Regions from separate parts of the Homo sapiens genome. Here all the other regions are linked to region 3. Evidence: read pairs that join two places in POLR2A ChIA-PET (ENCODE). Cell type or tissue: CD4-positive, alpha-beta T cell. All regions are shown on one strand.

Region 1 (4,000 bases), 82 kb before region 3:
AACTCCATACTAAGTGATTTGGGGCAAATTATTCAACTCCTGTGATCTGCTTTTTATCATCTGAAGATAATAACAGCCACCTTGCAGGGCTGGGCGCGGTGGCTCACACCTGTAATCCCAGTACTTTGGGAGGCCGAGGCGGCTGGATCATTTGAGGTCAGGAGTTCGAGACCAGCCTGGCCAACATGGTGAAACTCCCGTCTTTACTAAAAATACAAAAAAGATTACCAGGGCGTGGTGGCGGGTGCCTGTAAACACAGCTACTCGGGAGAATGAGGCAGAAAAATCGTTTGGACCCAGGAAGTCGAGGTTGCAGTGAGCCGAGATTGCGCCACTGCAGTTCAGCCTGGGGGACAGAGCGAGACTCCCTCTCAAAAAAAATAAATAATAAATAAATAATACCCACTTTGCAGGACACAGGAAAAGAGTAGAAATATTAGTAAAGTATCTAGTCCAGTGCTTGGCACTCGGAAGTAAATAAATGGTACCTGATGGTAGTAAGAGAAACCCCAACTTGCAGGAACTTCATAGCATATATTACTACTTGACATGTAAGTTTAACGTCTGTCACCCCCCGCAAGAATGTGAGGTTTTTCAGCTCAAAGCTGAATTCTAGCATCTTGAATAGTGTTTAGTGCTAAACAGATATCTGGCAAATGAATGGGTGAAAAAAATAAGAGGAAGACTGGGCTCATCAGACCTGATTAACCAACTGCGCATCAAATACTTAAGCATTATAAAGAACACAAAATGAGGCCGGGCGAGGTGGCCCACGCCTGTAATCTCAGCACTTTGGGAGGCTGAGGCGGGCCAATCACGAGGTCAGGAGATCGAGACCATCCTGGCTAACATGGTGAAGCCCTGTCTCTACTAAAAATACAAAAACAAAAAATTAGTCGGGTATGATGGCAGGCGCCTGTAGTCCCAGCTACTCCGGAGGCTGAGGCGGGAGAATAACGGGAACCCGGGAGGCGGAGCTTGCAGTGAAGCCGAGATTGCGCCACTGCACTCCAGCCTCGGCAACAGAGCGAGACACGGTCTCAAAAAAACAAAAAAAGAAAAAAAGAGACAAAACTAGTCTTCCGCTGAGATGTCTCCAACATCTGCTGTCTCTCCATTTCCGCTGTCATTCCAGGGTAGGGTTTCAGAACCTCAGCACACTGACATTTTGAGCCAGATCGTTTTTTGAGTTCTTGGGGATGGGGAGTGGGGTGGGAACCCCGTGGACCTTGTAGAATGTTTAGCTGCATCCCTGGCCTCCACCCACTAGACGTCAGTAGCACCCCTCGGTAGTGACAACAAAACTGTCTCCAGACAGTGTCAATTGTGCTCTGGCAGGGGGGCGCTGGTTGAGAACCCCTGGTCTAGGGACATATTAGTGCCTTTGCTCACCAAAATTTTCCCTCCTGAAGTCCCCAAGACCTAATTCATCCTTTCCATAGATAATAAACACGAGAGACAGCTGGTCTCTATCCCTCCCAACCATGGAAGGGCACCTGAGCCTAGGTATCGGAAATGTGGAAGAAAAATTTCATGTCCTCAAGGAGTGCACCATCAAAGACAAAAACCCCAGGATGAGGATTGATGACGCCACTACCCCCATCTTCTTGAAGCATCCTAATCCTCTGAACTCTCCGGTCCTGTCTGTAACCTCTCAGGGTGCTCCATCTTAACCCGCCTAACGCTGTAATTTGTTTCTGGTGGGTTTATCCACTCCAACAGTCTGGGGGCTCGCTGAAAGTAAACAGCGTTTCTGTGCTGTCTTCGTGTCCCCACCGCTCAGCACAAGGGCGCAATCGAGCTTTAGGAAACGAGTGTTTTCTTAGCGTGAAGGGCAAAAGGCACCCAGCCCTTCAAAGGAGGCCTCACTGGGGAACCTGAACGGACTGGAGCTCCGAAGGGCAACAAAGCCGGCACTCCGGACTGCCACGTTCCCCACGCGTCCCCAGAGGACCCAGTTCACTCTGCATCACGCAGCCACTCCGAGTTTTTGCGTCCAGGAACCCAGAGTGCAATCTGAAAGTCTCAGGACAGAGAGCAGAGCCACAACCCTTAAGCCCCGCCTCACCAGAAAAGGCCCTCACGAACACGAATCGCCAGCCACGCCACCTTTTCTACTGCGTCACGCCGGAAGCTGTTGCGGAGCACGCCGGAAGCTGTTGCGGGGCACGCCGGGACCTCAAGAGGGCCAGAGGCATGCGCAGTAGCTAAGCCTGTAAAGAGAGGAGCCAGTCGCGCGAGTGTGGTTCTAAAGGACCGCCCTCTTCGCCTGGTTTCCGCCCTTCGCTAATTGACAGCAATTTCATTAATGAAGCCCGCCTTGCGTCATATGCTGAGACCAATCACAATGCCTGAGAACCCAGGGCCCGGATCCCGCTGGGCATGCCATCCTGTTTTACGCGTTAGGTGAGAGTAGCCCTGATAGAAAACGTGGCGCTTGCTGTGTGCCCTGCGTAATTGTAAACATTTACACACTAACTCATACTTACAGCAACCCTACTCAGTCAGTTATATTACCATTTTCATCTTCCAGACGAGGAAGCCAAAACAGAGTTTAAGTGACTTTCGTTGACTAGAACTCGTATCTAATCCAGTGGCTTTTTTTCCCCCCACTCTAAGTTGTTTTTATTTCTTAATATTAAGTAAGTACTGCAAAACGTTCTCACTTAAAACTGAAGTCTCCACGCCAGTAATCCCAGCATTTTGGGAGGCCGAGGCGGGAGGATCACTTGAGTCCAGGAGTTCGATGCTGCAGTGAGAGGTAATTGCCACTGCACTCCAGCCTGGGCGGCTGAGCGAGATTGTCTCAAAATAAATAAATAATAAATAAATACAAATGATTAACAAAATATATTCATACTTTGCCTCTGAAATTACACTCCCTCCCTAGAGAAAATAACTGTTACTGAGGCAGAGGAATAGGGTCTGGAGGCAGGAAACCTAACTGATTCACGCTGACTTCCTAGAACTAAATCAAAAGGAAAACCCCAACTTTCCCTTTCCCCACCTAAGTAAGGAAAGGACCCACTGAAAGGACTGGAGGCTACTCCCTTTACAAACTCCATCACCTCTTCTGCGTGGCAGACAAAAATTTGAAAGTATCAGATGCTTGCATAGCGTGTAACCTTTGTAACTTCACTTCAGCCTCTGGTTGCACAAAGCAACCTAAGGGAACCTAGGGCCGATTACGGGCCACTACTTCATTTACATAGGGTGTACACCAAGTGACCAATAGGAAACCTGTAGAGGGTGTTTAAACCCCAGAAAAATTCTGGCACATGCCTGTTGAGCCCCTATGCTCTGCGGGCTGCCACCTTGTGGAGTGTACTTTTGTTTTCAATAAATCTGTGCTTTTGTTGCTTCATTTTTTTCCTTGCCTTGTTTGTGTGTTTTGTCCAGTTCTTCGTTCCAAACGCCAAGAACCTGGACACCCTCCACTAGTAACATTACTAGTGTGTATATCTTTCTGGTTCTTAATATATAATTTTTTTTACATTTACTAATTCTTGTCGGTTTTTTCCATTTATATATATAATTTTTGTTTTTTTCTTTTCGTTTATATATATATATAATTTTTTAAAGCTGCATTTAGGCATGTACCACCATGCATATTCTTTTTAAAATGTTTTTCCATGCTGCTCCCCACCTCCCCCCACCACAATATATATAATCGACCATTCCTCTTTTGGTGGACATACAAATACTTTTCTAATTTTCACGTGTGTGTGATTCCGGATTGGGTATTCTGGGTATATTTTGAAGAGGGAGCTACTAGATTGAGATGTGGAGTGTGAGAGAAAGAAGAGTGGAGGATCATACTAAGGCTTCTATGTAGTCTTTCTGCCTTCAGTCTTGCCCCCCTTCATTCATCCATCATTTATGAAGGCCCTGGTAGCACAAAGGAGTAGTACCTCATCAGGATATAAATACAGGGAGTGGGATGTGAAATAGGTTGATGACACTTCTAAGAAAAGTATGCCATCTTTGATTAAGAATAACC
Region 2 (4,000 bases), 220 kb before region 3:
GACTGTCTCAAAAAAAGAACAGAAAAGAAAGCAGCAGCCTTTCCTTCACACAGTAAGGCACTGCCTAAATACTCCTGACCACTAGGTACTAGTCAAGTTCTGTTAATGCTGCGGTGTTATTGTCAAAATAGACACTAATTTGAGTAAGATCCTTACCATACACTGCACAACTGCAGAGCATTAATTTAAGATCAAAATATTCCGAAATCTCCGTGTGTGCGCTCCCCAACAAAACCCCATTCTACGTCCCCCGGCAGGGTGCTGGCCTCTCTAAAAACTATGTGGGAGGAGACAGTCATCCTGCATGATGTGTGGCCACCAAAAACCTTCAAACCCCAGAGGGCAGGATTCACACTCTGGTGCTCAGTGGCTGCATGGATAAAAGGTAATGCGTCTTCCTAGATATTTTTACATTGTAGAAAAGAGCAATTCATAACCAAAAGGAGTAATCTCTAATGCTAAAATTTCAGGCACCAACAATTGGACGAGAAAACTGGCTTTAAGAGACCCCTCGGATCACACCAAATTGGCAATCATCATCTACCTTTCCTTTTTTTTTTTTTTTTTTAAAGACAGTCTCACTCTGTCGGCCAGGGTGGAGCGCAGTGGTGCCATCTTGGCTCACTGCAACCTCTGCCTCCCGGAATCAAGCAATTCTCCTGCCTCAGCTTCCCAAGTACCTGGGACTACAGACGCGCGCCACCATGCCCGGCTAATTTTTTGAATTTTTAGCAGCGGCAGGGTTTCGCCATGTTAGCTAGGCTAGTCTAGAACTCCTGAAATTAAGTGATCCGCCTGCCTCGGTCTTCCAAAGGGCTGGGATTACAGGCGTGACCCACTGCGCCCAGCCGTAACCAACACTCTTAGCCTCGTTCTTCCACTTCCCCACCCTCTTAGCAAAGGAATTCGAGCTCCCTTCTCCTTACCAGCCCTGCAGAAAGGATGCAGATGGAGTTCAGGATGTCTGGAGTTCAGGCAACCTGAATTCAAGCCCCAGTGCCACCTCCTACCGCCTGTATCACCTGCCCAAGTTACCTGACCTCTCTGTGCCCGTTTCCTCACTACCAAATACAGGGGGCACAGAGTTGTTCAGATGATTAAAATGAAATGCGCATAACACAGAGCGGGCCCTGGCAGATCGTTAAAACTCAAAAAATGTTAGCCGCAATGATTATCACCCAGCCTCCTCTCCTCGGTTTCGTTGCTGGTTGTTTTTTTTTTGGTTTGTTTTTTGTTTTTTGAGATGTTGTTTCGCTCTTGTTGCCTAGGCTGGAGTGCAATGGCCCGATCTCGGCTCACCGCAACCTCCAAAGCGATTCTCCTGCTTCAGACTCCCGAGTAGCTGGGATTACAGGCGCCCGCCACCACCCCCGGCTAATTTTGTAATTTTAGTAGAGACGGGGTTTCTCCATGTTGGTCAGGCTGGTCTCGAACTCCCGACCTCAGGTGATTCGCCCGCCTCGGCCTCCCAAAGTGTTGGGCTTACGGGCGTGAGCCACCGCGCCCGGCCTGCTGTTCGGTTTTCTAAGCGCTAAGCTAACCCAACTCAAAAAATAGTCTCTAAACTCTCCATGCATTTTCCAATACGGTAGCGAAGAGCGGCATGCAGCTACACAAACAGAAATAAATTACACTTAAAAATTCAGTTATTCATCTGCACTAGCCACATTTCAAGCGTTCTGAGCCACACGCGGCCAGTGGCAGATAGAGAACTTTCCATCCTCGCTAGAAATGGCCGAAGAAGGGCCTGGGACGCTCGGCCGGGTTGCAGCCGCGGGTCAGGCGGTCCCTGAGGCGCAGAGGCCCGAAAGGAGCCTCCGGCAGCGCAAGCCTCAGGGATCGCCTACACAGGGGACCCGGCGGGCGGGAGCCCTGAATCTCTGGAAGACCCGCAGGTCACAGGGGCGCGGGGCTGCCTTACTGCGGAGGTCGCGGAAAGACATAACGCTCAGGTCCCCAGGAGCCCAGGGTCGCAACTGCTCGCCCCTCAGCGATCACAGGCCCAGCGCTCGACGATCTCTATGGCAACCAATGGACCCTTGGACGGCGCACGGTCAGGGACAAACAAAAAGCGAAGCGAAGACGCGGCGGCACGTGCATACGCACGGGGAGAGCGGGCCGGCAGAGAGCGCTCCTGAGACGCCGAGGGCAGAGGGCGTGGCGATACCGGCGTCTATGAGGGCTGCAAGCTTCCCAGCTTCTGGGCGTCTGTTTACACGCTTTGCGGACGTTTCGCGCTGGGTGACAGGTTCTGAGTACCTACTACGTGCTTGATATTGCGCTAGGCGCTTTCCATATTGCTTATTTCCCCCTCATTTCTATAAAGAATGCACGATGCTTGGCTGGGCGCGGGGGCTCACGCCTACAATCCCAGCACTTTGGGATGCCGAGGCGGGCGGATCACTTGAGGTCAGGAGTTCGAGACCAGCCTGGCCAACATGGCGAAACCCCGTCTCTACCAAAAAATACAAAAATTTGCCAAGCGTGGTGGCGCACACCTGTAATCCCAGCTACTCGGGAGGCTGAGGCAGAAGAATTACTTGAACCCGGCAGGCAGAGGTTGCAGTGAGCCGAGATCGCGCCACTGCCCTTCGGCCTGGCGACAGAGCGAGACTCTGTCTCAAAAAAAAAAAAAAAAAAAAAATGCACTATACTCAGGAAGCCCGCCTTCCCCCGTCCGAGGCACAGCGCGCTCCTCGTCGGAATCTGGTTGCCGAGCGGAGGACGGGATCACTGTGGGCGCCCAGAGGCAGGCCAGGCCTCGGTCTCGCGCACGCGCAGACGGCTCGGGCTGCACAACAGGCCGGAAAGGGGCCCTGAGCCGCTCGCGCCGCGCGGGTCCCGGCAGCCCTAGCCTCTGCATGGGGGCGCGAGGAGACGGCAGGAAGGGGCGGCCTCCACGTGTGAAATGGGGAGATGCCCCGCCAGGCGTGGCACAGCAGCCGGGTTTTGTAAGGTAGCTTGAGCAGGAACAAGGAAACAGCGTAGTGCACAAAGCGATTGGTTGGCATCAGGTTATTTCAGATGCATTTCTTTGGGTTAAAGCAGAGGGGGCTTCCTTATGCCAGCCTAGGTGGACAGGGCCCCTTTTGTTGGTTGCAGTGAATCTTCTGTGTTTTGGCAGACTGGCCTGTCTCTAAGTTCGCATTGATTACGTGGCACCTTGCACTAGCGATTCCATTCTGGTTTGGTCTGGTCCGTTGGTACCTTGTGCAGGAGCTCGCTCCAAAACAATGGCCTCCCATAAATGTTGCTTCACGTGTTATTAAGAAAAACAAAAGATAAGCCACAGTCTAGAAGAAAATATGCACAAAACACATATCTGATAAAGAGACGTGTATCCAGAATGTATCAAGAACTCTCAACACTCAATAATGAGAAACAGTCTAATTAGAGAATGGAGAAAACATTTTAAAAGCTACTTCACAAAAGAAGATATATGGATGGCTAATATGCAAATGAAGAGATGATCAAGGCTATTATTAGAGAAGTGCATATTAAAACCACAATGAGATATCACTATGAAGTTATTAAACTGGCTAAAATATCAGGTAACACGTTAAAAACCTAAAAATTAAATCTAGATAAAATGGCTAAAACAACAAAAAACTCTTGACAATGCCAAGGGCTTGAAAGGATGTTGATCAACTTGAACTTTTTTTTTTGAGATGGACTCTTGCTCTTGTTGCCCAGGCTGGAGTGCAGTGGCACAATCTCGGCTCACTGAAACCTCCGCCTCCAGGGTTCAAGCGATTTTCCTGCCTCAGCCTCCGGAGGAGCTGGGATTACAGACGCGCGCCACCGCGCCCAGCTAATTTTTGTATTTTGGGTAGAGACGGAGTTTCGCCATGTTGGCGTGAGTCACCGCACGCGGCCTGCATTTCCCTGATGATTAAAGATGTTGAACATCTTTTTACGTGTTTGATGACCATTTGTATATTTCCATTGGAAAAATGTCTATTCATTTTCTTTGCCCATTTCAAAATTGGGTTGAACATCC
Region 3 (4,000 bases):
GAACCAACCCACATCACTCATCATCACAACAGGGCCCAAGAGGAAGGGAAATTAGTATAGGATACTGAGAGCAAACCTTCAACAGAGAACCTCAGGCGATCCCTTTGGGCCCAGGTAACAGAAAAATGGTTTACACTAAAGGCTTTTTTGATCCCATGTGCAGGGGGAGGGGTTAGGGAAAGGGCCCACTCCCAGAGCACACCTTCCCCACACAGCTCTTAAGATACACCTCACTCCCTTTTGCTCTCCCCACCTTTTCTAGGTGCTTCTATTCCTCACTATAGGATAGGCTAAATTGGGGTAGCCCTGGGGACCAATGACCTCAGGGCCTCGGTGCCAAATTATCTTTCAAAGTTCACAATTAACGGAGGCCCAGCTTTGCAGAGAAGACCAGACCGTGGACCCTAACATAACAACAGGTAACAAGTACTAAGCACTCATAAGCTAGTAGTGTTCACAACTTTACATGCTGCTCTCCCTCTAAGCCCTAGAAAGTATGTTAATATCCTCATTTTACGAATAGGAAAACAGGCCGAAAGAGATCAAGTAACTTGCCAAAGTAACAAAGCTAGTACTAGCAGATTGAGGATTTGAACGCTGGCGATCTAACTCCATGGCTAACACTAACTGTTGCAGGGACACCGCCTCCGCGTGGAAACAGGGCACTCTTCACTGCTTTCGTTCATTTGGGGGAAAATCTGGAGGATGAGTGTTCCAGGTTAAATCACAAGTCCTCTTCCCCACGTAAGGTCTACTCAGGGCAATTTACTTGAATTCGACCGGGGGCGCAATGTCCCAGTGCTCAGGGCTAAACAAACCACAGATAAAACAGCTCTCTCTCTCTCTCACCTGTTGTCTCAGTCTCCCAAGCTCTCTCTGCATATCCTCCACAAGGGTCACCGCTTCTTCGCCGCTCTCCGGATGCAGCTCCTGCACCCTGCTCTGGATCTCCTGGGGCAGGATGGTCAGGAACTGCTCTAACACCAGCAGCTCCAAGATCTGCTCCTTCGTGCGCATCTCAGGCCGAAGCCACCCATGGCAAAGCTCTTGGAGCCGGCTGAGGGCTTCCCGGGGACCAGCTGCCTCTTGGAAGCGGAACCGTCTGAAGCGCAAGTGGGAGGCCTCGGGGCTCGGTCCTGGGTCAGGTGGGGGCAGCTCCTGGCTCCAGGCGCAGTCCTCCTCCAGCTTCACTATCAGGAGCCCTTCCCGTTCCTGGGAGCCCGGGCCCGACGCCATCGTCAGGTCTCCAGAGCGCCTTAGCCCGAAACCAGCCGTGCCCGCCTACGAAGGCGCCCTGAACCCATGTAAGGTTGGACGGCGCCAGCAGGAGCCCGGGGCCGGGGGCTCCCAGTCCAGGCCGAGGAGCCCCGCTCCAGCCCAGGCGCGGCCGGCTCCGGCGCCTAGGCCTCAGTCGGTCCCAGGCGCCGCCACGCCGGCCCCGTGGCCCATCTGCGCCAGGACTTCCCCGAGGCAGGAACCGAGCGCCACGCTTCTCACCCTATATAGAGGACCCACGCAAGACTCAGACCTCTGCTCCCACGCCGGAAATCTCAGCGCGCAAGTTAGGCGTCCACAAGCCCACGGCGCCTGCTCGTGACCAATTTCCGGGTCACGTTTTGCGAACTCCAGCGCCCATTAGGTCAGGTTTCTCCACACACTCACCGCCTACCAATGAGAAGGGAAGATTGGCCTACGGGGACTGGATGAGCGAGGGACCAATTGGAGACGAGAGGCGGGGCCACGGGGCGCGCCCTGAAATTCTGGGAGTGACTGGGGGCAGGGCAGCTGGATCCAAGCGAAGAAAACAAGCCTGAGGTCGTTGTGACTGGCGGGCAACCTGGGTTAGAATTACTCCGGAGCGCTTGGGAAAACGCAGATCCCAGGGCCACGCGCTCTCCAGTGCGTCAGTGTCGGGGTGAGACCCGGAAATCTGAATTGTTAATCAGCTTCCCCGGATGAATCCTTTCCCAAGCCAGGCCCCACCCGCTTCGGCTACTCTGGGCTGGCTGAAGATGGTCCCATTGGCCCCTGCGGCCTCGTCGGCTCCGGAAGCCAGGGGCTCCTCGGCATGTCGGGGAGGCCAGGGAGCTAGCCGCCCGCCCAGTCAGTGGCGCCGCGTGGCCTGCTGCGCGGGGCCTGCTGGGAGATGCAGTCCGCGGCGCGGCCTCGCGACTGCGCGTGCGCCCTGGGCGAGCGCCCAAGAGCCCGGCGGTTCTGAAACCCCGAGTCCCGCGGAGAACCCTGCTGGGCTTTGGGCTCGCTTCTGCGGCTGGACGTCCCAGAGGAGCGCTCGGGTCTGGGTTCGCGGCACCTGCTTCCGATTTTAGACCGAATTTTAAATCTGCCCGAGATGTGCAGCGCCTGCAGTTCATTCTCCAAGTTTCAGTCTCTTACCCAGCCCTGCAAGGGCGGGATCTGCCTCCAGCTCCGCCGTGGACTGTGATAGTTGGGGGCGAGTGGCAGGAGGGCCGCAGGGCCGATTCCCTATTGGGCGCGGTTGTGGGCTTTGTGTCGGTGAGCGGGGCTGCCCAGTTGTGAGGCGGCCCAGGTCCTCCGGGCCATGAGATCCGCAAATGGAAGCGTCCTGGGATAGAATGTGACAATCAGTTACCGTGTATTGAGCGTTTATATGCAGATCGATCCTGAAAACACGTTAGTATGAAGCAGATGCTATTAGCAGCCCCTTCCTACAGGTGGTGGCACTGAAGTCATTTACTTGGGTCACACAGCTAGTCTGTCGTCAAAGGTGAGGCTACCATGATAGTAGAGGGTAATATGGGATTAAAGGGGTTTGTGATGACTAAGTGAAAAGAGTACTGATATTTTAGTTTTTTTCTTTTTTTTTTTTTTCCGAGACGGAGTTTCGCTCTTGTTGCCCAGGCTGGAGTGCAATGGCGCAGTCTCGGCTCACTGAAACCTCCCCCTCCCGGGTTCAAGCGATTCTCCTGCCTCAGCCTCCTGAGTAGCCGGGATTACAAGCGCCCACCACCACGCCCGGCTAATTTTTGTATTTTTAGTAGAGACGGGGTTTCACCATGTTGGCCAGGCTGGTCTCAAATTCCTCACCTCGAGTGATCTGCCCGCCTTAGCCTCCCACTGTGCTGGGATTACAGGCGTGAGCCACCACGCCTGGCCTTTTTTAAAAATTTTATTCCAGGGAAGATGACAGATCCACAGGCTGTCGTGGCAGATGCAGAGCCAGCGACCCCATAGCACTCAAGGTCCAGTTTGGAAAGCCTTGTTTGCTCCCTAGGACCATTCTGGTGGTTTTAGGCATTCCTGTTCTTTTGTTTTTGAGATAGGGTCTTGCTCTGTCGCCCAGGCTGAAGTGCAATGGCACGATCATTGGACATTCCTATTTCAAGAGACATAGATTCTAGACTCATAACCAATTGCAGAAGACTCTAGCCTCAAAACCACTTTTCTCTGACATTTACTATGTAATCTCAGGCAACTTATGTAATCTCACTAAACCCCAAACTTCAGTTTCCTCATTTGTTTTGAGGGACTACTATACGCACCTCACCTCATATCACTGGGTTAGGATGAAATGAGCGGAGCTACACAGGATGCTTAGAACAGTACCTGGCACATAGTATGAATCCGATAAATAGTAGCTGTTACGCATGCACAGCAAGTTCCTGAATGTGTGCCTTATCTCAAAAAAGAAAAGCCACTCAGATTATTATTGCAGAATCTGTGGCATGGGAATGTTTGCAGAACTACACATACCTTGAGATAGGGAGAATGAGGGATTAATCATTTTCTATCTAAGGTCCTTTTGATTTTATGCTATTTATAGGTACTTAAAAGTAGATGAATTTAGGCTAGGTGCGCTGGCTCACGCCTGTAATCCCAGCACTTTGGGAAGCCAAGATAGGCGGATCACGAGGTCAGGAGATCGAGATCATCTCCTGGTTAACACGGTGAAACCTCGTCTCTACTAAAAATACAAAAAAATTAGCCGGGCATGGTGGCGCACGCCCGTATTTCCAGCTAC
Region 4 (4,000 bases), 130 kb after region 3:
ATCCCCAGCTGGCTAGGTGTTAATCTCAGGATCGCCACGTTGGGTGTTTACTTTCCTGCCCCAACACGTGTGTTATTTTCCTTTTTTAAAAAATCTGTATTTTAATGACGTTCTTTTCCTTTAATACCTAGTAAACGCTTCAGTCCAGGAGTTCGAGACCATCATGGGCAAAATAGTGAGCGCCCCGTCTCTACCAAAAACAAATACCTTCGTAAACCACTGAAACATCAAAAAAAATTAAAGGAGAAAGTGACACCCTGCACGACGCCAGGTCACCAGCGTCCGCCGACCGGAGGCCATGCCTGCAGCTGCGACTCTCCGCAGCCTTCACCCCGTGGAAGGATACCCCACCCCGTGGAAGGATACCCCAAGAGGCGCTGCTCGGCACCCGGACTAAACTCGGGTTCCGCTGGTAGACATTTTTTTTCCCCTCGGCGAAATATTAACTCAATCCTGGAGATACTCTTTGAATTTTATTTTATTTTATTTTATTTTATTTTATTTTATTTTATTTTATTTTATTTTATTTATTTTCTATTTTGAGACGGAGTCTCGCTCTGTCGCCCAGGCTGGAGTGCAGTGGCGCGATCTTGGCTCACTGCAGCCTCCGGCCTCCCGGGTTCAAGCGATTCTCCTGCCTCAGCCTCCTGAGTAGCTGGGAGTACAGGCGCGCGCCACCACGTCCCGCTAATTTTTGTATTTTTAGTAGAAACGGGGTTTTACCATGTGAGTCAGGCTGGTCTGGAACTCCCGACCTCATGATTCGCCCGCCTCGACCTCCCAAAGTGCTGGGATTAGAGGCGTGAGCCACCGCGCCCGGCTCATCACCACTATAATCGTTTTCTTTTTTACTTTGTTACCCCATGATCAGTTGATACAAAGTTTTTCATCACAATAATCAATTAAACTACACATGTCGCCGGGCGCGGTGGCTCACGCCTGTAAGCCCAGCACTTTGGGAGACCGAGGCTGGACGATCACCTGAGGTCGGGAGTTCGAGACCAGCCTGGCCAACATGGAGAACCCACCCCCGCCCACCCCCCCACCCTACTAAAAATACAAAAATTAGCCGGGCCTGGTGGCGCATGCCTGTAATCCCAGCTACTCGGAAGGCTGAGGCAGGAGAATCGTTTGAACCCGGGAGGCGGAGGTTGCAGTGAGCGGAGATCAAGACATTGCACTCCAGCCTAGGCAACAAGAGCGAAACTCCGTCTCAAAAAAAAAACAAAAACAAAAACAAAAAACTACAGGTGTCCTTTGATCCCTTGGGGCAACTCCTCACAGCAAGCAATCCCAGCCCCGCGTCTGTCACGGTTTCCATCACCTGAACGTTAATTTGTGAAGTCAATCCCCTACCAGATCCCAGGACCTGCGTTCTCTGGCTTCAAGCTCCGCAGTCCGCCAGGGCCCTGCCGGCGTTCTCTAAGTCGCCCTCGCTGCTATTCTGGCCCTGGGTCCTTAGCTTCGCGACTGGAGGCGCAGGGCGAGGTCCCAGTGTTCCTACGGGGGTGAGGGGAGAGCGACCGGCGCACTCAGTTCGAGTGTCGTAGTCGCCCAGGGTGCAGTCCCAGGTGAAGAAATTTTAAGTGGAGCTGGAAGAAAACGTTAACATGGCAACGACCACGAAGGGACTCGAACCCTCAATCTTCTGATCCGGAATCAGACGCCTTATCCATTAGGCCACGCGGCCCTGCGGCTGTATGGCTCCCAGCTATTCTCATAAAGCTTTCTATAGCCTATGCTGTCGCTTTAACGCGCATGCTTAGAGTGAGGGGAGGCCGGTCCTTCCGAGGCTCCCGGTGGGCGGGACTCCGAGCTGGGCCACCGCGCCGGGCCGCTGAGGCTGCTGGGTGGAAACCGCCGCCGCGGGCCCGGGACTGTGAGTTCGAGCCCTGGCGAGCCCGCCCTACCCCACCCTCCCCGCAGCAGGCCCCTCCGAGACGCCGTTTGGGAGCGCTTTCCCCCATGTGCCTCCCGCCGCTTTGGGTCAGGGGCTGCAAGCTGCTTGCCCAGCCCCTGTGCTTGCTCCATCACGGTGAACCTGCAAAGGTGTGTTTCAGAGGCTTTTGGCCCCAGACTTTATTCTGGCCGCCTGGAAAGCGGAGGCCGTGTCTCCTGAGTTTCTATGGCCCAGCGCGGGGTGGAGGTGGGGCGCGCATACACAGGGACATGTCTGGGAGAGGGATATGCGTCCTCTTCCTGGGACCCCTCTCCCCCTGGACGCTCCCATAACCGAACTGCCAACCCAGCCCAGCCCAGTCCAGCCCATGTTGGGTTCCTAAGTCCCGGAAGCTGGGCACAGGCCCCAACTCGGTTCCCATGGACACTATTGCGTCCATATGCAGTGCCAGGCGCTTTACACACATTATCTCACTTATTTCACACGTCCTTGAGAACAGGCACTGTTCACGGCAGATATTTATTGCACGGCCACCCCCACGCTGCCACGCCTCGCTCTCAGATGAGGAAACCGGGGGGATGGGGGGTGGATGGAGGCAAGAATGGCGCTGGGATCTGGCCACCGTCTCAGCAGCGCCCCCGTGGCCGCCGCACCCTCAGGCCTGGAGGCAGAGCCGGCGCCGGAGCGAGCTGCGGATCTCCAGGCAGGCCTTGCGGAGTTCATCGCAGTCGGGGCCCAGCACCTCCTGCTCGCACACCCGCCTGTTGACCTGAGGACCACACCCAGCCTGCGCCCGGGGTTACAGCCCTCCGGGGCTCAGCCTGCCCCAGGGGAGAGCCCCTGGCTTGGTACATTGCAAGGCCTAAAATTTCAAGGACTGCCTGGACATCTTTGAGGCTCGCAGAGCTCCAGAGGCCTAACGGTGAATTCCTCTGCTCTGGCCAGACATGTCCCCACCCAGCAGGACAGGCTCCCACCCCCTAGGTCCCCTCTCAGCAGACCAGCTGCACCCCACCTGGTCGTCACCCTAATGGACTTCAGCCCCCTGACAGGCCTTGGAAATATTCAAACCAACCAACCACATCTGCCCGTGGGAACCAGGGGGCATCTCACTCTCTTGTCACTACAAAGCCAGCTTCCCACTGGCCCTGCAGGTTCACCCTGCTCTGAGCACAAGCCCAGGTGGCCCCGCATGACATGCAGTGTCCTCCTCCCCACCCGACTGCAGTACGTGTGACTAAGAACTGCAGTGGATGGCATCTGTGCAGCGTCGGCCATCCTGCGTTTGGTTATCTTGTAGTATTGAGGGCAGAGGATCCCTCCTTCGCCAATGGAGTTCATAGGAGGTGATCAGAATACCAGGGCTGGGGAGAAGGGCAAACCCAGCTCCTTGCCACTTGTCACCCTGGAACCCCCCAACACACCTCAGTCAGCAGCTCCAGAAGGTCTCTCCCGGGGTTGGCTCTGAGGACCTCCACCAGTGTCTGGATAAAGTCTGAGCCCTTGTCATCGCGATAGGCCACATAGCCTAGGTCAGGGGATCAGGGCCAGAGCATCAGACCAAGGCCCCAACCCTCTGCCTTCCAATCCCAGGGGTCCTATTGTTGGTGGAAAGTGGGGTACAAGGAGGCAGGACCCAGGAATCAGGCAAGAGAACAGGGCAGGGAGCAGGGACTTCTTGCATCTGGAACAAGTTGTTGCTAGGTATTTGCAGAGGTGAGCCTATGGAGAGATTCACTACTGAACAAACATTTACTGTGCACCTACTATGTGCCAGACACTGAGCAGGGCCTTGGGGCAGGCAGGTCTACCCTGGCCTCGTGGAACTCACAGCCTAGAGGAAACCTGCACACACAGTGGTTGGCACAGCTGCGCCTCACAGCACTCACCATCACTGCTGTTACTACACATCCTAACCCATGTAGGGAACATGGCTGGACCACAGCTGGGCTGGCATCTCTGTGCCCCAACCCTAAGCCCTAGCTGCCCCTAAGGCTACTCCAGATCTTAGGCCAGGAAGCTGGGCCCTGTGTAACCACAGGCTCCCGATGACCCATCTCCTTACCCTCTGCGGCTGAGTAGACCGTCAGGATGTCTGCT
Region 5 (4,000 bases), 180 kb before region 3:
CCGAGATTACGCCACTGCATTCTAGCCTGGGCGACAGAGTGAGAACCTATCTCCAAAAAACAACAACGACAACAAAAAAACAAAAACAAACAAACAGTCATGAGGGCTTCGTGGATTCCTTCCAAAAAGAGATGGATAGGGGAGATAATGGAGATGACGCAGATGTGGAGGAGCTGCCATTTAAGAAAACAGTGTCTGATAAACAGCCAGCTTTCTATTCAAGTGAGAGATGTCACCAAGCAAATGGGACCTCTGGGCTATTTCAGCAGAGCAAGGCCATGCACTGCCCTAACTCAGAGGGCTGAAGCCTCTTCTCTGCATCTATCTGTTCCCTATGGCTGCAATGTGACCATTCTGGATTCTGTATCCACCTCGTCTAACCACCGCTAACAGGTACACCCCGTCTCCAGTTACGAGCACCCAGTTAGCAAGAACAGGGCACAATCCCTCCTGGTCTCCTTTTAGGTGTAAGTATCTTTTATCATTCAAATCTCCTCACATCCAGGAACTTTCTTCCATTCTAATCTGAAGCATGCTGTTGCTAAGCAACCCAGATAAGTCACATCTAAAGATACTCTCCATACTGTCCCGGCCTGGTCAAAACAAACACGGCAACAAAGTCACTTCAAGTTACAACCAGGAGAGGCTAAAGATAGGACGGACACAGACCTTTTAAAAAGCTGTCTGTGTGTTTTATTCTGGCATGCTGATACCAGACCATGCCTTGACTTTGCTACTTTCAGTGTAAACCATTGTCACAGAAACCCACAGTGTCTGCAACTTCAGTAAGATGAAACTCCAGCAAACCACAGCCCAATCATGCACGCCCCATTCTCCAAGGGCAGATCTGCACATTAATGTAGAAAATCCCACAAGAAGGGAGATGAAGACTAGCCTTCACTGCTGTGATGAACCTGTCTGTTTGGAAAGATAACTGGGACTTATACAGCAGTCTCCCTCGAGTTTCTTCTGGTCTTTAATCTCACCTTCTCTAACTGAACTTAAAGCAGTTCACTGATATGTGTGTATTTATTTGTTTTTGCCCCAGATGCTTTTTAATTCAAAGATGTTGAAGACTCCCCCTCTCCCTGCCTGTGAACACTGACCCATATATCATAGAATTTCTACATCACAGTGCTACATGGACTGCCGCATTTCTAGAGTCGACCTTTGGAGTCACATGACTTTCATGGTTCACTCAGTTAAGCATTAACTAAGGGTTTTATGCCTTCAGTGCCCTGGTAAAAGGCAAACATCTGTACACGGCAATGTTCTCTCCAGTTCTGGCACTCTGATTACCACTCCAGATACCAAAGCGAACTACTCTGTTGGGCTGTTAACCTTTTCTTTCAAGATAAATGAGTGACACAAAAGTGTACGCCTCAAGGACTTGGCAGAGTGAAAACAAACCCACGAAACGGCCAATGTCCACGTTTACTGCAGAGTACCCCTTGCCTGATGTCCAGACCCTGGGTCCTGTCTCCGTTTGGGCACACAGATTTGTGGGTGGTCGTCCAGAGAAGGCCCACCACTTACCCCCAAATTTTCCCAGCAGGACAAACCACAAAAGCTACAGATTCCCTTTACTCCCTGGGAAGTACCCAATCTGGAGAAGAAAGTCGGAGCTGGGGGTGTGGGTTCTGTAGGGCCGGTCTGTAAAGGGCCAGGAACGTAAGGAATTTGTCTTAACAACGAAAGCTGGGAGAATAAGACTAGGAGGAGACCTAGACGGAGCCCCTGGCTTTCAGGAGTTCAGAGGAGGGCAAACAAGTCGCAGATGACTCCAATCGGCGCAACAAGTACCAAAACAGGCCCTGACCAGGCCAGGCGAGAGCGGGGCGAAGGCGGAAATCGCTGACCCGACGGAAATGGCCTGGCCCTTCACCTCGCGCGACACCCCACAGGGTACCCATGAGGACCACCCTCTAGTTGCAAATTGTCCCGACCACTCATCGCGGGGTCGGACACTGACGCAACCCCCAGGCAGAAGGCCCGACTCCCACCCAGCATGAGAGCCGCGACCTCCTCAACCCTCGTCCCTGGCCAGCGCCCACTCCCCGCCGCCGTCCCCGAAACCGGCTCCCGGGAGGACCGTGCGCCGGGGGCGCGGGCGCGGCCGGGCCTGCCTCACCAGCGCGCTCGTACCCGGTGGGCGCTGGCCCCCCTGACCCCGGCGCGGCCTCCCCGCCTACCCCGCCCCCTCGGCGCCCCGCCGCAGGTCCGAGCCCCGGCGGCCGCCCCCCGCCACCTCACCTCGTGGGGGAGCCGGCGGCCGCTGGGGGTGTTGTAGGGCTCAGCGCATCCTGGAGGCGAAGGGAGCCGGGAAGTGGGACCGCGCGGAGCCCGCAACGAGTTATGTAACCGGCAGGGGCCGCAGCCGGGACGGAGGCGGCAGCCCGCGGCACTTCCGCCTCCCGCTCCCTGCCGGCAGCGCAGCCCGGAAGCCCATTGGCCGCCGCCCCCACGTGGCCCCGCCCCCTGAGGCCGGCGCTGCCGCCATGTTGGGAGCGGGCAGGTTGGGAGCGGGCAGGCTCCGTGCGAAGCCAGGCCCAGGATCCCGTATGCGGGGCACTGGTGAGGGCCGGCTCCTTCCCTGTCCCTCGCTCCGGGAGGTCGCCGAGACATGGCCGGCCAGACCTCTGGGCTCCCCGGCCTAGCGTGTGCGGACGCCGGTGGCGCGGTTTCCGGGCCGAGGTCCCGCGGCTCTACCGAGTGGCCCCCCCGCACAGGCCCTGGCAGGCGCATCCTAAGCTCGCGAGGGCCTGCAGCGCCGGGGCTGGCCAACAACTGAAAGCAGGTGCACAAGGCTGGCTCCTGGCCGACCACCCGGAGCCAGCTGGCAGCACCACCCCGCGACGACACTGGATTCTCAGCCGTCCGATTCTGGCGAAAGGCAGTTTAGGGCTGTCCCTGAGTAAAACAGGCAACTTAAGCTGCCCTCCGGTTGTAGGGGTTCTATAATGCAAGATCTAACGCGAAGTTTTTGTTGTTGAGACAGGGTCTCTGTCTCCCAGCCTGGGGCGCAATCTCGGCTCACTGCAGCCTCCAACTCCTGGCCTCCGCCTCAGTCTCCCAAGTAGCCGAGACTACAGGTGTGAACCACCATGCCTGGCTAATTAAAAAACAGGTTTTTTGGGTTTTTTGTTTTTTTGTAGGGATGGGAATGTCATTATGTTGCCCAGGCTGGTCTTGAACCCCTGGCCTCAAGTGATCTGCCCGCCTGGGCCTCTTAAAATACTGGGATTACTGACGTGAGCCACCACGACCAACCTGGGCTGTATATTTCAACTCCGAGCTTTCCAGAATCCAATTTGAAGAGAACTGGTTATAAGATTCGAGTCTTGGCTGGGTGTGGTGGCTCACGCCTATAATTCTAGCACTTCCGGAGGCCGAGGTGGGTGGATCACCTGAGGTCAGGAGTTCCAGACCAGCCTGGCCAACATGATGAAACCCTGTCTCTACTAAAAATACAAAAAAATTAGCCAGGCGTGGTGGCATGTGCCCATAATCCCACCTACCTGGGAGGCTGAGGCAGGAGAATCGTTTGAACCCTGGAGGTGGAGGCTGCAGTGAGCCGAGATTGCGCCACTGCACTCCAGCCTGCGCGACAAAAGCAAAACTCCATCTAAAAAAAAAAAGATTTGAGTCTGCGTGTCAAACTGTCCCCTAGTATCCATTGTCCTACTCTGCCATCTTCTCCTTTTAAAAAATAACTGCTTTATCATCATCTAGTAGTAACAGAATCCCACCCCCTTCAGCAGGCAGATCACTGTCAAGCTAGGCTTTTATTTCTCAGCCTCTCCTGCAGCAGGATCAGGCTATGTGCCAAAAGTTTCACCAGTGAACAAGAGAGAGCACAATGTTGGCAACTTCTGTGTCATGTGCTTAAAAGAATATTGCTAAATTGTTAACAACTGGTGAAGCGCATTATTCTTTCAAAAATTGAGGAGGTTTGAAATTTTCAAAATAAAAGATGGGGTTAAAAAAAAAAAGGAAATTG
Region 6 (4,000 bases), 120 kb after region 3:
CTGTCGCCCAGGCTGGAGTGCAGTGGCGCGATCTCGGCTCACTGCAAGCTCCGCCTCCCTGGTTCACGTCATTCTCCTGCCTCAGCCTCGCGAGTAGCTGGGACTACAGGCGCCCACCACCACACCCGGCTAATTTTTTTTATTTTTAGTAGAGACGGGGTTTCACCGTGTTAGCCAGGATGGTCTCAATCTCCTGACCTCGTGATCCGCCCGCCTCGGCCTCCCAAACTGCTGGGTTCTTTTTTTTTTTTTTTTTTTTTTTGAGACAGAGTCTCGCTCTGTCGCCCAGGCTGGAGCGCAGTGGCACAATCTCGGCTCACTGCAACCTTCGCCTCCCAGGTTCAAGCGATTCCCCTGCCTCAGCCTCCTGAGTAGCTGGGACTACAGGCGTGCACCACCATGCCCAGCTAATTTTTGTATTTTTAGTAGAGAGACGGGGTTTCACCGTGTTGCCCAGGTTGGTCTTGAACTCCTGACCTCAAGTGATCCACTGCTTCGGCCTCCCAAAGTGCTGGGATTACAGGCGTGAGCGACCGCGCCCAGCCCCTGCTGGGTTCTTAAAGTGTGGGCTCGTCCGGGATTTGAACCCGGGACCTCTTGGGTCTCCCGGGCTTGTCCCTGTGGTCCCTAAGCGAGAACCACACCCCTAGACCAACGAGCCAAGCGGAAGAGGGGTCGGGGCCTTTGTCGCGCTTCATGAGCCCAGCGCGTCTCTGCCTGCGCTGTTCTGGATCAGTCCTAGTTTCCTCGGTCACAAACTGTCCCCCTTTCCCGATGCTTGTCCTGGACCGGATTCTAATTCCCATAGGGAGCAGGGGCACGGCGAACTTCAACATTGCCACACCCTGCGACTCCAAGCAGGAAACCCAGCTCGGGTTTTGGGGCTTCCTGCTGTCTCCGCCGCCCCTGGAGAACTGAGACCACCAGCTAGGGGAAGCCCCCCAGGTCCTCCTCCGTCCTCGGGCAAAGGGCTAGGAGCCGGGCTTGGACTCCCCAGAGGCGTCGCAGGCTCCCGGAACCGCACCTCTTCCCCGCCATGTACCGGAGGGACGCGCCGCTGCGACCTCAGGACCTGGAAGGAAAAGGAACCAGCTGAGCATGGTGGTTCTGGCCTGTAATTGCAGCACTTTGTGAGGGGAGGCCGAGGTAGGAAGATTGCTTGAGTGCAAGTTGGAGACCAGCCTCCAGAACACAGCGAGACCTCGGTTTTACACACACAAACACACACACACACACACACACACACACACACACACACACACACTTAGCCTGGCGTGGTGGTGAGCACCTGTAGTCCCAGCTACTTGGGAGGTGGAGGTGGGAGGATCCCTTGAGTTTGGGAGGTTGAGGTTGCAGTGAGCCGAGATCGCACCACTGCACTCCAGCACTCCAGCCTGGGCAACAGAAGGAGACACTGTCAAAAAAAACAAAAAACAAAAAAAGAAGAAAAAGGAAAATAAAAGAGAAAAAGAAAGAAAGAAAGAAAGAGAGAGAGAGAGAGAGAAAGAAAGAAAGAAAGAAAGAAAGAAAGAAAGAAAGAAAGAAAGAAAGAGAGAAAAAGAAAGAAAGAGAGAAAAAGAAAGAAAGAAAGAAAAGAAAAGAAAGAGAAACGAAGGAAAAAAGGAAGGAAGTTCGAAACCCTGGGCTCGTCGGAAATTTAAACTTAGAACCGACCCACTCAAAGGAAAACTACACGCCCAGACCAAGTTCCATGGCCACCCGGGATCTAGGGCCACGTCCGCAGAGGCAGACGCGGCGGTGGAGGTGTTTGCCCTCCTTTCGGGTCCCGGATCTGGGGTCCACTGCCTCAGCGCCAGGCCTTAGGCGCACTCAGAACTCCCAGGTGGAAGGCTCCAGTCAGGAGGCGCAGGCGAGTCCTTCCTGTAGCCGGGCAAGGCGAGGGGCCGCAAGCCGGACGGAAGCGGGAAGTCGGATCGGCCCCGGCGCCTGCAGCTGCCACGGAGAGACCAAGTTCCCTGCGGCCGAGACTCCGTGAAGCTCCTCAATCTTCACCGCGAGAAAATGATGGTGTTCAGAAAAAAAAAAAAAAGCGGGCTCGTCCGGGATTTGAACCCGGGACCTCTCGCACCCAAAGCGAGAATCATACCCCTAGACCAACGAGCCAGGACGACAAACGTTCTCTGACGTCTGTACTTGGAGGTCCACACCCGCGGTTCCACTCTCCCCGTCCACGCGCACCCCCCCAGACCCCGCCTTCACTCCACCCCTACCCCTCCCCGCCCGGGTCCCGGCCACACCCCAACCTCAAGCCCATCTGGGAGGGTTGCGCAGGTGGAGGTTTCGGTTTCGATCACAGGAAGCTGGTAGGAGGTGCAGCGCCTCGGGGACCAGCCCCGGGAAGAGCTCCTGTACGACCCCCGCCCTCAGGCGCACAGAGGCGGACCCCGCACCCTGGGCACCGCGGCGCCGCCTCCCCGAGGGCCACTCGGCTCCCAGCGGCTCCAGGCGGCCCCAGCACCGAGAGGAGGGCCGGTGACCAGGGGCTGCGGCCCGCGGGGAGGTGGTCTGTGTGGCCCGCGTGAGGCAGCGGTCTCGCGTGCTGAGCCCCAGCCCAGAAATTTCACCCGATGTGAAACCCGAGTGCAGGACCCTGAGGAGGAGACCCCGCCGCCTCCCAGCAGGCCAGCCCGGGCATCCTAGGAAGGGATCCCGTCTCCCACACAGACCCCGGGCTCCTGTCCTCAGCCGAGCTCCTTCTTGGCCTGAGCTCTGCCCAGGCGACCCTCGCAGCCCTGGGACCTCCGATACACGGGCCGGAGCTGGGGTCAGAGTTCATTTCTTCCCAAACGGGCGGCTCCAGAAACGCTCCAAACTTTTCTTCCGTTTTCCACTGGCAAGGGACCCAGCATTTTACTGGGAGCCTAAGGAGGAGAAAGGTCTACCGGGCTTGTCCCTGTGGTGAGGCCTCGCTGCCGGCCCTAAACAGGGATGAGGGTTTGAAAACCCTCACACAGCCCTAAGAGAGAGTCACGCCGAGTTTCCCCCTGGCCATCTCCAGTGTCCTTCGTCCCTTCAGCTCTTGTCCCCGACGTTCCCGCTCCCGGGAGCTGCAGGTGCCGCACACACCCATGAGGGACGGCAGACAGGGGACACACACCGCAAGGGACGGCAGACAGGAAACACACACCCTCGAGGGACAGCAGAGAGGACACACACCCGCGAGGGACGGCGGACAGGACACACACCCGCGAGGGACGGCAGACAGGACACACCCCCACGAGGGTCGGCAGACAGGACACACCCCCACAAGGGACCGCAGACGGGACACACGCCCGCGAGGGACGGCAGACGGGACACACGCCCACGAGGGTCGGCAGACAGGATACACCCCCACGAGGGTCGGCGGATATGACACACACCCGCGAAGGACGGCAGACCGCACGGGCCTGGCGGCGTCCTCGGTCCGCGCCGAGCTTAGGGCTCTAGCGCTCAGGATGTAGCATGTCTCATGTCTCGGATCCAGGACTCATCCCCACCAATTTTATATAGAATAGGGAAGTTCGGGAGAGCTCCAACAGAGGTGTGGGAAACCATTTTCCTCATAGCCGCCCGGCTAGCTCAGTCGGTAGAGCATGAGACCCTTAATCTCAGGGTCGTGGGTTCGAGCCCCACGTTGGGCGTGAGATTTTGTCGGATGGATTAGACTTGCAACTTGGAAGAAAGTAAACTAAATAAGAAAACGTGGAAGTGACTCCGTATACCTTGCAAATCGGGAATTGTTGGTCAGGCAAACGCAAAACGCTCCACCAACCAACTGGCTTCAGGATCCCCTTTGTCTTGTTTCATAAAAAAAAGAGGCCGAGCGTCGTGGTTCATGCCTATAATCCTCTCACTTTGACCCTAGGAGTTTGAGACCAGCCTAGGCAACATGGTGAGACCCCCGGCCCTTAAAAAAAATACAAATTTTCGCCAGGCTTGGTGGTGTGCGCCTGTAGTCCCAGCTATTCCAGAGACTGAGGCAGGAGAATCACTTGAACCC
Region 7 (4,000 bases), 150 kb after region 3:
TCCATCGCCCTGTATTAGCGAAGAACAACATCAAGCTGGCTAGCAAGGAACTGTATACAGGGTCCAGCTGGGTATCACACTGGATCTCACCCAAAGCTTAGATGTGATCCAGCTCAGTATCACAAAGCAGAACGAAAAGGATGTGTTTGGGCTGAGAGGCCATACATTGGTAAGTGGCACATGAACTGTATTTTCTATTGAGCATTGCTGGTATATGGCAAATTTGCATAAAATTATATTGAAATTGACTACCGGATTGCACTTTCTTGTTCCTTCTGATAATTTTTCACGTGTTCTTTTTCTTTCTTACTTTAGATGGAGTCTTGCTCTGTCGCCCAGGCTGGAGTCCAGTGGCGCGATCTCGGTTCACTGCAAGCTCTGCCTCCCGAGTTCATGCCATTCTCCTGCCTCAGCCTCCTGAGTAGCTGGGACTACAGGCACCTGCCACCACGGCTGGCTAATTTTTTTTTTTTTTTTTTTGAAATGGAGTCTTGCTCTGTTGCCCAGGCTGGAGTGCAGTGGCGCGATCTCAGCTCACTGCAAACTCCGCCTCCCGAGTTCATGCCATTCTCTTGCCTCAGCCTCCCGAGTAGCTGGGACTACAGGAGCCCACCACCATGCCCGGCTAATTTTTTGTATTTTTAGTAGAGACGGGGTTTCACCATGTTAGCCAGCATGGTCTCTATCTCCTGACCTCGTGATCCACCTGCCTCGGCCTCTTTTTTATATTTTTAGTAGAGATTTCACTGTGTTAACCAGGATGGCCTCGCTCTCCTGACCTCATGATCTGCCCGCTTCAGCCTCCCAAAGTGCTGGGATTACAGGCGTGAGCCACCGCGCCCGGTTATTTGTTTATTTATTTATTTATTTTTTGAGACCGAGTCTTGCTCTGTAGCCCAGGCTGGAGTGCAGTGGCGCCATCTTGGCTCACTGCAACCTCCACCTCCCACATTGAAGCAGTTCTCCTGCCTCAGCCTCCCAAGTAACTGGGATTACAGGAGCACACCACCACATCTGGCTAATTTTTTGTATTTTTAGTAGAGATGGGGTTTCACCATGTTCGCTAGGCTGGTCTGAAACTCCTGACCTCATGATCCACCCGCCTTGGCCTCCCAAAGTGCTGGGATTACAGGCAATTCTGCTGCCTCAGCCTCCCAAGTAGCTGTGATTACAGGTGTGTGCCACCATGCCCGGCTAATTTTTGTATTTTTAGTAGAGACGAGGTTTTGCCATGTTGCCCAAGCTGGTCTCAAACTCCTGACCTCAAGTGATCTACCCGCCTTGGTCTCCTAAAGTGTTAAGATTACAGGCATGAGCCATCGGGACCGGCCCACTGTTTTTTCTCGCTAGAAAATACAGTCTAAAGTGGCCAGGTGCGGTGGCTCACGCCTGTAACCATCCTGGCTAACACGGTGAAACCCCAGCTCTACTAAAAATACAAAAAATAAGCCGGACGTGGTGGCAGGCACCTTGTCCCAGCTACTCGGCAGGCTGAGGCAGGAGAATGGCGTGAACCCAGGATGCGGAGGTTGCAGTGAGCTGAGAACACGCCACTGCACTCCAGTCTGGATGACAGAGCAATACTCCGTCTCACAAAAAAGAAAATATAGTCTATAAATAATGAAGAAAGTAAAGTGAACCTGGGAGGTGGAGGTTATAGTGAGCTGAGATCATGGCACTGCACTTCAGCCTGGGCAGCAGCAAGACTCCGTCTCAAAAAAAAAAAAAAAAAAGAAATATGCGAGCTGCTAAGCTAGGCAGTTCTGGCTCAAGATCTCTCATGATACTGCAGACACCACACCAACGAGGACCCCAGTCCTCTGGCACTGGAGGACCCACTTAGAAGGCGGATGACTCACGTGGCTCTTGGCAGGAGACCTCAGTTCCTCCCCACATAGGCCTCCCTATAGGACTGCTTGAGTGTCCCGTTTACCAAATGATCTAAATATGTTCCGGTTTTGATTGGCTGCTCTGCAATGTGGGCCGTTATCTAGCTGATTCGGTGGGGCCTGAAGTGTCAGTTCCTGCCGCAGGGATGTTATATGGAACCTTTGGCAGGCCGCTACAGACGAATCATAATATAAACCTGTGCTAGTTATTGATTACGTCCCAGCTCCTGCGTTGCCTGCTCTGTGAAATGGTTCTGGCCCTTTAGTTTTTCCTTTACCAGCTGGCATGATCTTAAGCTTTGTCAGTAGAGGGCGCTGGAGAGACATTGCAGGAGACGAGTTTCCCTTCCTGCTTCTGGTGTGTTCTCTCTAGGCTCCGGCATGACGGGTGACTTCTTCCGAGTCTGGCTTCTGCAGCACACAGGGCTTCGCCAGCACCCAGCTCCTGCAGCATGGGCAGCTCCTGTGACAGCAGGCGCCCGCAGCCTGCAAAGCGTCTCCAGTGCCGCCGCCTCAGTGAACCTCAACCAGCGGCACCTAGCAGCTTTCTCTGCCACCCTCTTCAGGTAGTTCTGTAGCAGCGCGTTTCTCATGAGACACTTCCCTGTGAGCAGCTTTTTCTACCCTTGAGGATGGATTTCCAGCAAATTCTGCCCATGTGGTACCACAGCCACTTCTCTGCCATTCAGTGAAACTGCCGTTGTGCCCTCTTCAAGGTCTGGATCTAAGCCCAGGGACCAGGAAACCTCTTGCTTGAGTGCTGGAACTCAGGCCAGAAGGTATGGCTGCTGCTATGTGCTGTGACCAGAGAATCAGAGTTCTCTTTACTTCTTACCAGCCAACCTCTTGAAAATGCCTTTTTGTTTTTTGTTTTTTTTTGAGACGGAGTCTCGCTCTGTTGCCCAGGCAGTGCAGTGGCTCACTGCAACCTCCGCCTCCTGAGTTCAAGTGATTCTCCTGCCTCAGCCTCACAAGTAGGTGGGATTACAGGCATGTGCCACCACGCCCAGCTAATTTTGTATTTTTAGTAGTGACGGGGTTTCTCCATGTTGGTCAGGTTGGTCTCAAACTCTCGACCTCAGGTGATCCACCTGTCTCAGCCTCCCAAAGTGCTGGGATTACAGACGTTAGCCAGAGCGCCCAGTCTAAGCCCTTTATAGCTTAATTCTATATATTAAATTTTCCCAGTTCAAATTACTGTGTGCTTCCCTTCTCCTGATTGGACCTTGCTTGATACAAAATTAGTACAAGGAGTGGTCTCAAGAGATAGATGCACAAAGAAGGGATATGGGGACGGATTTGGGTATTTGGGCTTGAGTGCAGACTGAGCTCCTTGACAATGAGAAATAGGATATGTATTAGGGTTCTCCAGAAACAGAATAACAGAATCTATATATACATGTGTATGTGTGTGTATATATATATATATAGAGAGAGAGAGAGAGAGCTTTTATGTGTGTGTATATGTATATATATAAACACACACACACTAAGGTATTGCCTCACATGATTATGGCAGTCGAGAAGCCCCACAATCTGCTATCTGCAAGCTGGAGACCCAAGGTCAGTGGTGCAGCATTTTTTTTTCAGATGGGGTCTCCCTCTGTTGCCCAGGCTGGACTGCAGTGGCACAATCACAGCTCACTGCAGCCTTGACTTCCCCAGCTCAAGCAAGCTTCCCATCTCAGCCTCCTGAACAGCTGGGACTACAGGTGGACACCACCATACCCAGCTAATTTGTTCTATATATATATTTTTATATAGAGATGGCCTCTCCCTGTATGTCCTAGGCTGATCTCGAACTCCCCTGGGCTCAAGCTATCCGCCTGCCTCCGCCTCCTAACAGTTTTGTAATTTTAAGGCCTGAGAGCCAAAGGCCAATGGTGTAGATTCCAATTCAAGACTCAAGGCCTGAGAATCAGGAGCACAAGACCAGGAGATCAATGTCCCAGTACCCAGGTCTCAAGTACTCAGGCACAGAGAGAATTCAGCCTTCCTCTGCCTTGCTGTTCTGTTTAATTCCATACGGATGGATGATGCCCACCCGTGGTGAGGGCCGTCTGCTTTACTCACTCAGCCAATTCAAACGTTAATCTCTTCTTGAGAAGCCC

The links. Peaks named below come from ENCODE experiments on the same cell type or tissue, not always from the same donor. Only the 100,000 strongest peaks of a DNase experiment are listed, where the experiment ranks them.
Region 1: POLR2A ChIA-PET joins it to region 3 with 29 read pairs; 12 of 35 experiments call an interaction of 5 or more read pairs at or near these places.
Region 2: POLR2A ChIA-PET joins it to region 3 with 14 read pairs; 12 of 35 experiments call an interaction of 5 or more read pairs at or near these places.
Region 4: POLR2A ChIA-PET joins it to region 3 with 13 read pairs; 19 of 35 experiments call an interaction of 5 or more read pairs at or near these places.
Region 5: POLR2A ChIA-PET joins it to region 3 with 18 read pairs; 22 of 35 experiments call an interaction of 5 or more read pairs at or near these places.
Region 6: POLR2A ChIA-PET joins it to region 3 with 14 read pairs; 19 of 35 experiments call an interaction of 5 or more read pairs at or near these places.
Region 7: POLR2A ChIA-PET joins it to region 3 with 10 read pairs; 13 of 35 experiments call an interaction of 5 or more read pairs at or near these places.

Annotation. Positions count from the first base shown.
Region 1 is chr16:3,363,251-3,367,250 of GRCh38, reverse strand. LOC105371059 (a long non-coding RNA gene) reads right to left here and starts at 2,136. Exons shown (of 4, transcript XR_007064949.1): 1 at 2,069-2,136. RefSeq lists enhancers at 2,000-2,069, 1,764-2,963. In CD4-positive, alpha-beta T cell, no CTCF peak of the experiment used is centred here; DNase peaks (open chromatin) are centred at 1,290 and 2,180; H3K4me3 peaks cover 1,403 bases; H3K27ac peaks cover 1,222 bases.
Region 2 is chr16:3,499,011-3,503,010 of GRCh38, reverse strand. It overlaps CLUAP1 (clusterin associated protein 1), which reads right to left and starts at 2,007. Exons shown (of 12, transcript NM_015041.3): 1 at 1,922-2,007. The coding sequence starts at 1,943. RefSeq lists enhancers at 231-747, 748-1,265, 1,773-2,152, 2,273-2,322. In CD4-positive, alpha-beta T cell, a CTCF peak has its summit at 2,129 (motif pointing right); DNase peaks (open chromatin) are centred at 2,130 and 2,800; H3K4me3 peaks cover 2,139 bases; H3K27ac peaks cover 905 bases.
Region 3 is chr16:3,281,055-3,285,054 of GRCh38, reverse strand. ZNF263 (zinc finger protein 263) reads right to left here and starts at 1,564. Exons shown (of 6, transcript NM_005741.5): 1 at 850-1,564. The coding sequence starts at 1,236. RefSeq lists enhancers at 572-1,075, 1,786-1,975, 2,086-2,591 and a silencer at 1,256-1,415. In CD4-positive, alpha-beta T cell, no CTCF peak of the experiment used is centred here; DNase peaks (open chromatin) are centred at 1,624 and 2,144; H3K4me3 peaks cover 2,706 bases; H3K27ac peaks cover 1,712 bases.
Region 4 is chr16:3,148,364-3,152,363 of GRCh38, reverse strand. It overlaps TRR-CCG1-3 (tRNA-Arg (anticodon CCG) 1-3), which reads right to left and starts at 1,690; the gene lies at 1,618-1,690. It also overlaps the pseudogene CASP16P. RefSeq lists a silencer at 1,618-1,967 and an enhancer at 2,568-2,617. In CD4-positive, alpha-beta T cell, no CTCF peak of the experiment used is centred here; DNase peaks (open chromatin) are centred at 213, 843, 1,773, 2,503 and 1 weaker place; H3K4me3 peaks cover 2,734 bases; H3K27ac peaks cover 820 bases.
Region 5 is chr16:3,456,435-3,460,434 of GRCh38, reverse strand. The region is part of intron 2 of NAA60 (N-alpha-acetyltransferase 60, NatF catalytic subunit); the gene reads right to left. Among named protein-coding and RNA genes, the nearest start is that of NAA60, 15 kb to the right of the region's middle. RefSeq lists enhancers at 1-104, 41-210, 2,549-2,718 and a silencer at 2,039-2,788. In CD4-positive, alpha-beta T cell, a CTCF peak has its summit at 2,336 (motif pointing right); DNase peaks (open chromatin) are centred at 804, 1,264 and 2,414; H3K4me3 peaks cover 2,615 bases; H3K27ac peaks cover 2,041 bases.
Region 6 is chr16:3,157,046-3,161,045 of GRCh38, reverse strand. It overlaps TRK-CTT3-1 (tRNA-Lys (anticodon CTT) 3-1), which reads left to right and starts at 3,569; the gene lies at 3,569-3,641. It overlaps TRP-TGG3-3 (tRNA-Pro (anticodon TGG) 3-3), which reads right to left and starts at 2,124; the gene lies at 2,053-2,124. RefSeq lists silencers at 2,092-2,231, 2,362-2,581, 3,602-3,651. In CD4-positive, alpha-beta T cell, no CTCF peak of the experiment used is centred here; DNase peaks (open chromatin) are centred at 1,115, 2,235 and 3,325; H3K4me3 peaks cover 2,971 bases; H3K27ac peaks cover 1,180 bases.
Region 7 is chr16:3,127,916-3,131,915 of GRCh38, reverse strand. ZNF213-AS1 (ZNF213 antisense RNA 1) reads left to right here. Exons shown (of 6, transcript NR_110900.1): 4 at 2,263-2,455; 5 at 2,606-2,668. Among named protein-coding and RNA genes, the nearest start is that of ZNF213-AS1, 5.0 kb to the left of the region's middle. RefSeq lists silencers at 2,174-2,468, 2,220-2,477 and enhancers at 2,317-2,536, 3,674-4,000. In CD4-positive, alpha-beta T cell, a CTCF peak has its summit at 2,203 (motif pointing right); a DNase peak (open chromatin) is centred at 2,235; H3K4me3 peaks cover 1,268 bases; H3K27ac peaks cover 608 bases.